Regions from separate parts of the Homo sapiens genome. Here regions 2 and 3 are each linked to region 1. A link is a contact called in ENCODE Hi-C or POLR2A ChIA-PET data. All regions are on one chromosome and are shown on one strand. The core of a region is the stretch at or near the end of the contact, and the rest is flanking DNA. Distances in the headings are between cores, read along the strand shown.

Evidence for each region. Hi-C counts contacts between places; a loop is a spot of excess contacts on that map. ChIA-PET counts read pairs that join two places held with the same protein, here RNA polymerase II (POLR2A). Pooled maps may share reads with other maps.
Region 2: a loop to region 1 is called in a pooled map, with 23 times the contacts of the local background. The contact joins the enhancer-like site here to the promoter of ATP2A2 in region 1. A Hi-C loop is called at or near these places in 1 of 37 single-sample maps with no recorded cell type and 7 of 50 pooled maps. POLR2A ChIA-PET finds 5 or more read pairs at or near these places in 1 of 52 experiments (CD8-positive, alpha-beta memory T cell).
Region 3: a map of CD8-positive, alpha-beta T cell shows a loop between it and region 1 (23-fold over the local background). The contact joins the promoter of PPTC7 here to the promoter of ATP2A2 in region 1. A Hi-C loop is called at or near these places in 5 of 168 maps with a recorded cell type or tissue (CD8-positive, alpha-beta T cell, OCI-LY7, gastrocnemius medialis and 1 more), 4 of 37 single-sample maps with no recorded cell type and 20 of 50 pooled maps. POLR2A ChIA-PET finds 5 or more read pairs at or near these places in 5 of 52 experiments (H1, MCF 10A, WTC11 and 2 more).

The regions. Positions count from the first base shown.
Region 1 is chr12:110,279,556-110,282,702 of GRCh38, reverse strand. ATP2A2 (ATPase sarcoplasmic/endoplasmic reticulum Ca2+ transporting 2) reads right to left here and starts at 1,456. Exons shown (of 20, transcript NM_170665.4): 1 at 796-1,456; 2 at 82-99. The coding sequence starts at 913. RefSeq lists enhancers at 7-761, 1,879-1,948 and silencers at 589-1,098, 1,189-1,788.
Region 2 is chr12:110,774,997-110,778,143 of GRCh38, reverse strand. No RefSeq gene overlaps it. Among named protein-coding and RNA genes, the nearest start is that of PPP1CC, 34 kb to the right of the region's middle. RefSeq lists an enhancer at 1,347-1,686. Within about 2 kb of position 1,528, at least 2 of the 41 ENCODE cell types and tissues checked have a DNase peak (open chromatin) inside an H3K27ac peak, as active enhancers do.
Region 3 is chr12:110,581,904-110,585,050 of GRCh38, reverse strand. PPTC7 (protein phosphatase targeting COQ7) reads left to right here and starts at 1,733. Exons shown (of 6, transcript NM_139283.2): 1 at 1,733-2,242. The coding sequence starts at 2,020. RefSeq lists silencers at 1,581-1,910, 1,951-2,100.

The DNA of each region.
Region 1 (3,147 bases), core at 207-2,706:
CAAACACATGTGTTTTAACTGTCATCTTACCATCAGCACACCAACAGAGGAAAAAAAACAGAAACAGCATGTTAAGATTACCTTCTTCAGCCGGTAACTCTGTAGAATGTAGAAATTCGTCAAGCAATGTGTCAAGAGGGAGGTTAAAAAAAAAAAGAGAGAGACATTTTAGCACTTCGTTTTTCTAAAAAGAACTGCTACAATTCTAAGCATCAATATCTTTAAAACACAGACCTAGCTATAAGAATATCCGATTTTTTTAGCAGAGGGCATACCACGAAGATATCTCAAGGAAGCATGCACTCTTTGTAATCAATGGCCTGAGGTCTAGCCCTAAGCGTGAAATCACTTCGGGCTCCTGAACCTAGGAGTGGTTTCAGCGATGTCATCACTTCTGCCAGATGTGTAACTTTGGGTAGGACAAGAACGGTCAGAGGCCTTCCAACGACCTCGACTCCTCATAAATCGGCAGGGGACGAGAAAACGTCTTGCCGGGCTCAACCTAGCTGCAGAAGCCACGTCCCTCCCTCCACCGGGGCCGGCTGCTGCTGGAGAGAAGCCTCCGAGCCTTGCGCGCCGAAAAGGTCGAGGGCCCGAGAAGCGAAGAGGTCCAGGGAAGGCGAGGCGAGGACCGCAGCCCCTTTCTCTCCCGCGGGGCCGGCGCGCTGGCCCGACCCTCCGCCCGCAGCTGTCGGCGGGCGCGGAGCCGAAGCCCACGAGGTGGAGCCCGGTCAGCCATCTTCCCTGGCTCTCCCGGCCGCGCCGGGCCCCTGCAGCGGAGCGCCCTGCACCTACCGTTGGAGCCCCATCTCTCCTTAAGCTTCTTGACCTGTTCCAGGCTCAGCCCCGTACTCTCGTTGACGCCGAAGTGGCCCAGCACCTCCTCCACCGTCTTGGTGTGCGCGTTCTCCATGGCTTCGGGGGCCCGGCCGGCCTCGCCTCCCGTCCCCGCGGCCTCCTCGCCTCCGCCTCGCACTCCGGCCGCGGGCTCGTGCCACCCCGGGAGCCCAGGCGCGGACGGGCTCTCCCCTCCTCCTCTTGCGGCCGCTTCCGCCTCGCCGGGCGCTGAATCACCCCGCGCCCCCTCCCCCAGACAACCGCCCCTCGCGCGGCCCCGAGCTCCGCAGGGCGGGTTGGGGGCTCCTGACCCACCCTCCCTCCCCTCGCCAGAAGGGAGGGCCTCCCTCGCCCTCAGCCGCCCGCCGGGAGGGCAGGCCGCGGCCCCCGAGCCCCCTCCCCGCTCTCTTGAGGCGATCAGAGGCCCCGCCCGGGCCGGAGGAGGGGGCGCCCGGCAGACCACTGAGGGCGGAACGCGGCGAGGGAGGCGAGCCGGCGGGGCGGTGCGCGGCGCGCTCGCCCGGGTCCCTCAGCGCCGCACGCCCGACAGCGGCGGAGGAAACTGCGGCGAAGGAAAAGGAGGTGGCGTCGGGGACGGCTCCGCGGCGGCTGCTCTAATAGCATTTATCGGCCGCTGCCTCCCCTTTCGCCGCCGCCGCGGCATGTGGACGCCGCTCATTGGCCGAGAGCGCCCAGCGCGGCGCGGGCGGCGCGGCCCCGCCCCCTCCTCCCGGCTCCCTCCTCCCGCGCGCCTGGCGCCCACGCTGCCGCGCAGGCCCCGCCCCCTCCCGCGCGCCGCCCCTAGGAACCCGGATCGAGGCCGCGCGCGCCGCGGTCGCGGGGCTGGCGGAGGGGAAGCTGGGTACCCTCTTCTGTGCCTGCGGTTCTCTGACCCACCCACCTGCAGACGCAGGGTGGGGCGCTCACAGTGGGCACGCTGCTCTGGGGCCGGTGGGCGGATGGTTGGAAGGCGAGGCCGAGGAGCTGGGAGCGCGGTCCACGCGGGGCGTCTCGAGGCGCCCTCGGGCTGATGTCCTTGGCTCGCCTCCTCGCCCTCGGTCGCCCGGGCTGCGCTCTGCATCCTAATCTGGCTCCTTCAGAGCCCCCCTCAGAAACCAAGGGGAGGAATTCCGCAGTTCACTTCCCACACAACCCAAATCCTTCATCTGTCGCCTCGGGAACACCGCATCCTACACCCCCTGCCGCCAGCTCCTTCGCACGCCAGCCCCGATTCTTCCCCAGCGGGTTCTGGGCCCTGACGAGGGAACCCCCCTCGCGGGGGGGAGGGAGAAGAGTTGATTTTATTATTAATAGCTGACGCAGCGCTTGATAGGTGTCTGCAGGGCAGTCACAGTTCACGCCGCTGGAGCTGCCACACAGCAGCTAGACTTGGGCTAGGAGGTGCTTCGCTGTGGCTTTCAGATGAAGGCCATTTCATAGACTCACTTCCCTCGACAGGAGAAAAGGGGACTTGAATCCAAAGCTGCTCTTAAACCACAGATGATTTGCTCTGCTCGGGAGGACAAAGCGCAGGTCACAGCAAGATAAAGGGAATTTTGCCAATATAAAGAAGCTACATTACTTAACAAGGGGATGGGAAATTGCATGGAATTCATGAACAAAACATGAACATATTCTCTTCACAAAGAAGAGCAGCTTTCTTCACGGAGTAGGTTGCAGAATGAAGCAATTAGTCCACTTTTGTGTTTAACAATAACGCACCATCCGCATGAGCAAAAGCAGAGCAGAAAAATCACCTCAGTTGTCTCAAGTGGCTGGGCTTCAGGACTTAAGATAAATTCCTTCAGCAGATGCAAATTACAGTGCATCACCAGCTGAAAAAATCAGGCACGTCATGTCATTTAATTATTTCCAAGGAGTGGACGTTGGCATGTAGTTTTGATTGATACTTGGAAAAGAACCAACAAAACCCTACACGAAACAAACAAACAAAAAATTATACTATATGGCAACGCACTGAGAGAAGCCAGGTGGAAACTGGTTAGGTCACAGGATCAGAGCCGCTTCAAGAGGGGCACGTGAGTGCACGGTGGGAGTGTGGTCATGGAGGGCTGGCTGTTGTTGCCCTCTGAGACCAGCTCTGCACCATTTCGTACCAATTCTTCTCCCTTACCTCCTCTGTCTCTTTCAGGACCGATAGAAGCACTGCAGGCAGGAGAAGGATGGTTTACCTTTCTCAGCCTGGAAATTAGCTTAGGCATTTGATGTTGAATATTCTGTGCCACTGTCACTGCTTGGGGTTGTAAGCACCTCTGGTGCAATTATGAGCTTCTGGAGGAGTTCCTGACC
Region 2 (3,147 bases), core at 279-2,778, 500 kb before region 1:
AGTATCTCGACCAGGCGTGGTGGCTCACACCTGTAATCCTAGCACTTTGGGAGGCTGAAGCAGGGGATCACCTGAGGTCAGGAGTTCGAGACCAGCATGACCAACATGGTGAAACCCCGTCTCTACTAAAAATACAAAAATTAGCTGGGTGTGGTGGCGGGCACCTGTAATCCCAGCTACTCGGCAGTCTGAGGCAGGAGAATCACTTGAAGCCGGGAGGCAGAGGTTGTAGTGAGCCGAGATCGTGCCATTGCACTCCAGCCTGGGCGACAGAACGAGACTCCGTCTCAAGATAGTAATAATAACAACAACAACAACAGTATCTCTCTCTCAGAGGGGTGTTGTGAAGATCTGATGAAACGAGACATGTAGAGTTCCGAAATGATAGTAAGGACTAGAAAATGTATGTTGTTGTTAGAATTAGTACAAAACTGAGGCCCAAGTTTACACAAATTAGGTAATGGCAGATCCAGGCTTAGCAGCTGGTCTTGCAGCTCTCACTCCAGCATATTATTTCCTTTTTTTTTCTTCTTGAGATGGAGTCTCGCTCTGTCGCCCAGGCTAGAATGCAGTGGCGTGATCTCAGCTCACTGCAACCTCCGCCTCCCAGGTTCAAGCGATTCTCCTGCCTCAGCCTCCTGAGTAGCTACGACTAGAGGGGTGCGCCACCGCGCCTGGCAAATTTTTTCTATATTTAGTAGAGATAGGGTTTCATCATGTTGGCCAGGCTGGTCTCAAACTCTTGACCTCAAGTGATCTGCCCGCCTCGACCTCCCAAAGTGCTGGGATTACAGACGTGAGCCACCGCAGCTCTTGTATTTTCACCAAGAGAGTTTCTTGCTACTTACTCTTCCACCAAAAACAGTGATAATACTAATTATTTTAGTTATTACAGCTGAGACTCTGTGTTCCAGATCCCATCTTAACACCTTACACCTGCTCATCAAATCATTGTGACAACCTTGTAACATAGGTCCCATCATTATCCTTAGTTTATAGATGAGGAAACTGAGGCCCAGAAAGCAAGAGAACCTTGCCCAAGGTCACACAGCTAGTAGACAGCAGGGCTAGGATGCAAAGGCAGGCAGCCGGCCCCAGAGTCCACCTTGTAATCTCTGCACTCACTGCTTTCCATTAAACTTCTTGGGGATTTACCGCAAATCATGGTTACTTTTCTTTACTATTATCTCTATATATATATCAATTGACTTTCACTTACACAAGTAATATGTGAATGAATACATTCTAAAAAACAAAAACAAAATTAGGGCATGACTGACAAAACTAAACTCTGCTTGGACATTACTCTTATTTTCCACTGTGAGTAGTTTGGTAAGAATCCTCTCAGCCTTTTGCCTACACGTTTACATATGTACTTTACTGCCACTTTGCATACTCTTCCCACTGGGCCTCTAGAAAACAGTAGCTGAGACGGCAAACTTGAGACTGAAGAAAGGTTGTGGGGGCTGGAGATGGTATCACTTTCTGTTTTCTGTAGATCAGTTACCTATAAATATTCTGAAAGCTTCCCGGCAGGTGACTCAGCCAATGGGCCAGAGAGTTGGATGCATAATTAGGTTTCCTTGGCTATCTGCAGAGACAAAACCAGAGAAGGTGGGCTGTCTCTATCCAATATGGCTGCCACTCACCAAATGGGGTTTTGGGCCCTTGAAATGTGGCTTGTCCGAACTGAGATGGGATATAAGTGCAAAATACCAGATTTTGTAGCCTTATACAAAAAAAAAAAAAGAGGATAACATAGCTCATGCTTTTTTAAAAAAAACCTTTCCTATGGTGCTAAATTAATTTCTTTTCTTTCTTTCTTTCTTTCATTCATTTTCTTTCCTTCCTTCTTTCTTTTTTTTCTTATTTCTATGAGTCAGGGTTTCACTCTGTCACCCAAGCTGTAATGGCCTCACAAGTAGCTGGGACTTGTGTATGTGTAATCACTTCTAGCTAATTTTCTTTACTTCCTTCCTTCCTTTCTTTCTTTCTTTCTTTCTTTTCTTTCTTTCGAAACAGGGTTTCACTATGTTGCCCAGACTGGTCTCAAATTCCTGGCTTCAAGCAATCCTCTCACTTTGGCCTCCCAAAGTGCTAGGATTACAGGCATGAGCCACTGCACCTAGCCTTGAAATACTTTCTTTTTTTTCTCTCTCTCTTTTTTTTTTTGAGATGGACTGTCTTGTCACCCAGGCTGGAGTACAATGGCATGATCTTGGCTCACTATAACCTCCACCTCCCAGATTCAAGCTATTCTACTGCCTCAGCCTCTCAAGTAGTTGGGATTACAGGTGCCTACCACCGTGCCCGGCTAATTTTTGTATTTTTAGTAGAGACGGGGTTTCACCATGTTGGCCAGGCTGGTCTTGAACTCCTGACCTCAGGTGATCCACCCGACTCGGCCTCCCAAAGTGCCAGGATTACAGGCATGAGCCACTGTGCCCGACCAGAATGCTTTCTTTATATTGATTACGTGTTAAAATGGTCATTTTTAAAATATATCAGGTTAAATTAAATATATCATTTAAATTAACTTCAGCTTTTTTAATGAGGCTACTGGAAAAATTAAAAGTCCATATGTGGTTTGAATTCTTTTTTTTTTTTTTTAAACACACTCTGTTGCCCAGGCTGGAGTGCAGTGGCGAGATCTTGGCTCCCTGCAACCTCTGCCTCCCAGATTCAAGCGATTCTCCCGCCTCAACCTCCCAAGTAGCTGGGACTACAGGCGCCCACCATCACACCTGGCTAATTTTTGTATTTTTAGTTGAGAGGGGGTTTCACCATGTTAGCCAGGCTGGTCTCGAACTCCCGGCCTCAAGGGATCCATCCGCCTTGGCCTCCCACAGTGCTGGGATTACAGGCGTGAGCCACCGTGCCCGGCCTTGAATTCTATTTCTAATGGATAGCGCTGTTCTAAACAGTTGCTTGAGGAGACACTATTTTAAAAAATTATCTGAGAATGGTAATGATAGTTCGATTGTATCAGGTGCTCTAAGATGAGGTTGCAGGCTAAACACTTCCCATTGCTTATCTCTTCCATTCCTTCACAACAGTTGCATGAGCTAAGCACTATTCTTACCTCCATTTTGCAGAGGAGGAAACTGAAGCTCAGAGAAGTGAAGTCATTTGCCCAAGGTCACACAG
Region 3 (3,147 bases), core at 484-2,983, 300 kb before region 1:
CGAGAGGCACTACCCCCTCTTCTGGGCACTCTCCAATTCTTGTGCCATTAAAAAAAAGGAAGGTGTGAATGCATTATTGTCATTACTATACCATTTATCCAGTAAATGAACATTTTCTGGGTTCTGTATATTTGACAAAATGCCACTACGTGAAGTCATTTCTTCCGTCCAATTTTGATGAAAGCTCTTAAAGACAGAAACATATATATAGACAGTACTTGGCACACTGTGAACTGCAAAAGTGTTTAATGATGACAGTAATTAGGATAACGGAATAATATGTGTTGAGTTGATAGTTGGCAGCATTTTAAATATATTAAGAAAGCATAAAAAAGGACCATTTAAAAACGAGGTGGGAATCCCCAAAGTAACAATGGTCTTGTTAAAAGTGAACTAGAAAAAGACTGCTGTTTCTGAGAAATATATGTTTCAATCAAACTAAAAATTACTCTAAATTGAATTACTTGCCCCAAAGCTCATTTTCTGTTGTTTGTGAACCCCATTCACTCAATCATTCCTGTATTCAACAAACATGACTTTCTTTTATCATTTGTGTTCTTATTCCATTACTCCTTCCTTTTTTTTTTTTTGAGATGGAGTCCAGCTCTGTCTCCCAGGCTGGAATGCAGTGGCGCTGTCTCGGCTCACTGCAACCTCTGCCTCCCAGGTTCAAGCGATTCTCCTGTCTCAGCCTCCTGAGTAGCTGGCATTACAATCGTTTGTCACCAAGCCCAGCTAATTTTTTTTTGTATTTTCAGTAGAGACCATGTTGGCCAGGCTGGTGTTGAACTCCTGACCTCAAGTGATCTGCCCACCTCGGCCTTCCAAAGTGCTGGGATTACAGGTGTGAGCCACCACGCCCAGCCCATTATTCCTTCTTTTATTCCACAGACATTTACACACTCTCCTACTGTGTGCCAGGCATTGCTTTAGATTCTAATAATTGAGCAGCAAATGATCCTTGTCCTTGGGAAACTTAGAATCTAGTGAAATATTCATTCATTCTTTCATTCATTCACATATTTACTGGGTGCTCACGTGTTCTGGGGATACAGCAACAGAAAACACAGGACCCTCAGGTAAACGAATTACATTCCAAAGGGTAGAAGCGAAAGCAAGGGCAAAGGTCTTGAGACAGCTGTGAGCATGGCTAGAGGCCAGTTAGCAAAAGGGACATGACACCATCTGTGTCCCCTCCCACTCTGATAGGGACACATAACATTTTCTCAATTTTTCCTAAAAGACTACAAAAAGTCTCTTCTTTCCAAACAGTTTGCCGCCCTAAATCCTTCCAGTATATTACTTGGGGAGGTGTCACTAGATCTGTGTACCTCTGTTTCTCATTATGTGACTCCATTCTGGTTTCTTGCAGGTTTTTGTTTAAAGGAATGGTGGCGTTATTTATTTAAAACAGGCTTTAAAAGATACGGTTAAAACAGGGTAGAAAACCCTCACGTGGCCCACCTGCAATTCCTACTAACTTAACATAGGTCCCGCGTCTGAGGAATCCCCCTAGGTCCTAAATCTTTGGCAGCCAAGTCAAAAGTGACTACGACTCCGGGACTATAATTCCCAAGAGACACTGCGTCCGCACCCTCTGCGCATGTTCAACCTTGGTGACTGCATAAGGCAGCGAGCCCAAGGGGCTGGGCTTGGGCCTGAGCGGTGAATCGGGGCGGGGCTAGGGGCAGGGCCAGGGAGGGGGCGGTGCTGCCGGCACCGCCCGGAACACGCTAGTGGAGCGGAAGATGGCGGCGGCGGCGGCGGCCGCTGCAGCCGGGACTTCAGTTGGGCTGAGGCGGAGGAGCCGCCGCTTCTGACCTCGCTCTGGCTCCGGTGCGCGCGGCTGAGCGCGTGCGAGGCCCCGCGCGTCGGGCAGGGGCGGCGGCGGCCACTGCGCGCCGCCCTGAGGAGCGCCCCAGCGGCGGCGCGACTGCGGCTGAGGAGAGAGCCGGCTCCGGGCCTCCGCGTCCTCCTGCTCCCCCGGCCCCCCGCCTCCTCGGGGGGGCGGCGGCGGCGATGTTCTCGGTCCTCTCGTACGGGCGGCTGGTGGCCCGCGCCGTGCTCGGCGGCCTCTCGCAGACCGACCCCAGGGCCGGCGGCGGCGGCGGCGGCGACTACGGACTGGTGACGGCCGGCTGCGGCTTCGGGAAGGACTTCCGTAAGGGCCTCCTCAAGAAGGGCGCGTGCTACGGGGACGACGCGTGCTTCGTGGCCCGGCACCGTTCCGCGGACGTGCTCGGTGAGTCCCCGACCCGGTTCCCTTGCCCCAGCCTCGGATCCGCCTCCCGGGGACTCCCCGCGCGGGGCTTCCCCAGTTCCTCCCGGCGGCGAAAGGAGCCAGAGCGCTCACATGGAGGGAGCGCTTACTATGCGCCAGGCGCCGTGCCAAGCGCTCCGAGGCGCGTTTTCCGCTTGAACGACCCCCATTTTAGAGAGGAGGAAACTAAGGCGCACAGCGGTCAAGTCGTGTGCTCAAGGTCACAACCCGAGAGTGTGACCGGTCTGTCCGAGTCCAGAGCCACACTCTCGGTCTCACTCGGCCGTGCCAGCCCTGGGCGACCTCGTCCCCTCCCTGGGCGACACCTGCAGGCTCCTAACCTCGTTCTGGTTCCCTCTCCGCATGCCCCGGGGATCCCTGCCTCTTCGCGTGCTCCCGACACCACAGCCCGGCCCAGGCTGCGGGATCGCCGGCCGACAGGCAGTCGTGAGCCCCCAGACAGCCCGGCCGTATTCTTTCGCCGCCTGGATGGTAACCAAATCTTCACCCTTTTCGGAGTGTGGCGGTGGGGGCTGCTGGCTTGGCGAAAAAACCCTCACAGCGTTTTCTCCCAAATTGATCTTGTCCACTTGCGGTCACTTGGGGGTTGGCAGAGTCTCCTTGATCCAAAATAGAATGGTCGAGCCTACTTGTAGATTGCAGCCGGTAAAGCTCTGAGGATTGGTCACAGCCTTTTCAGGCCACAGGTGCTCCCTGAGGCCTATTCCAGTTATACCTTTTGGGGGTGGGAGACTACGGAGAGAGCTGGCAGAAAGGGCTAAATATAGTTCACAAGCAGTCAGAAACTTTACCATAATGTACGCCTTAGGAGATTTTGTGTATGCTATGGGATATTGTGCCGTTAAAACTCTTTGAATGAATAAAGC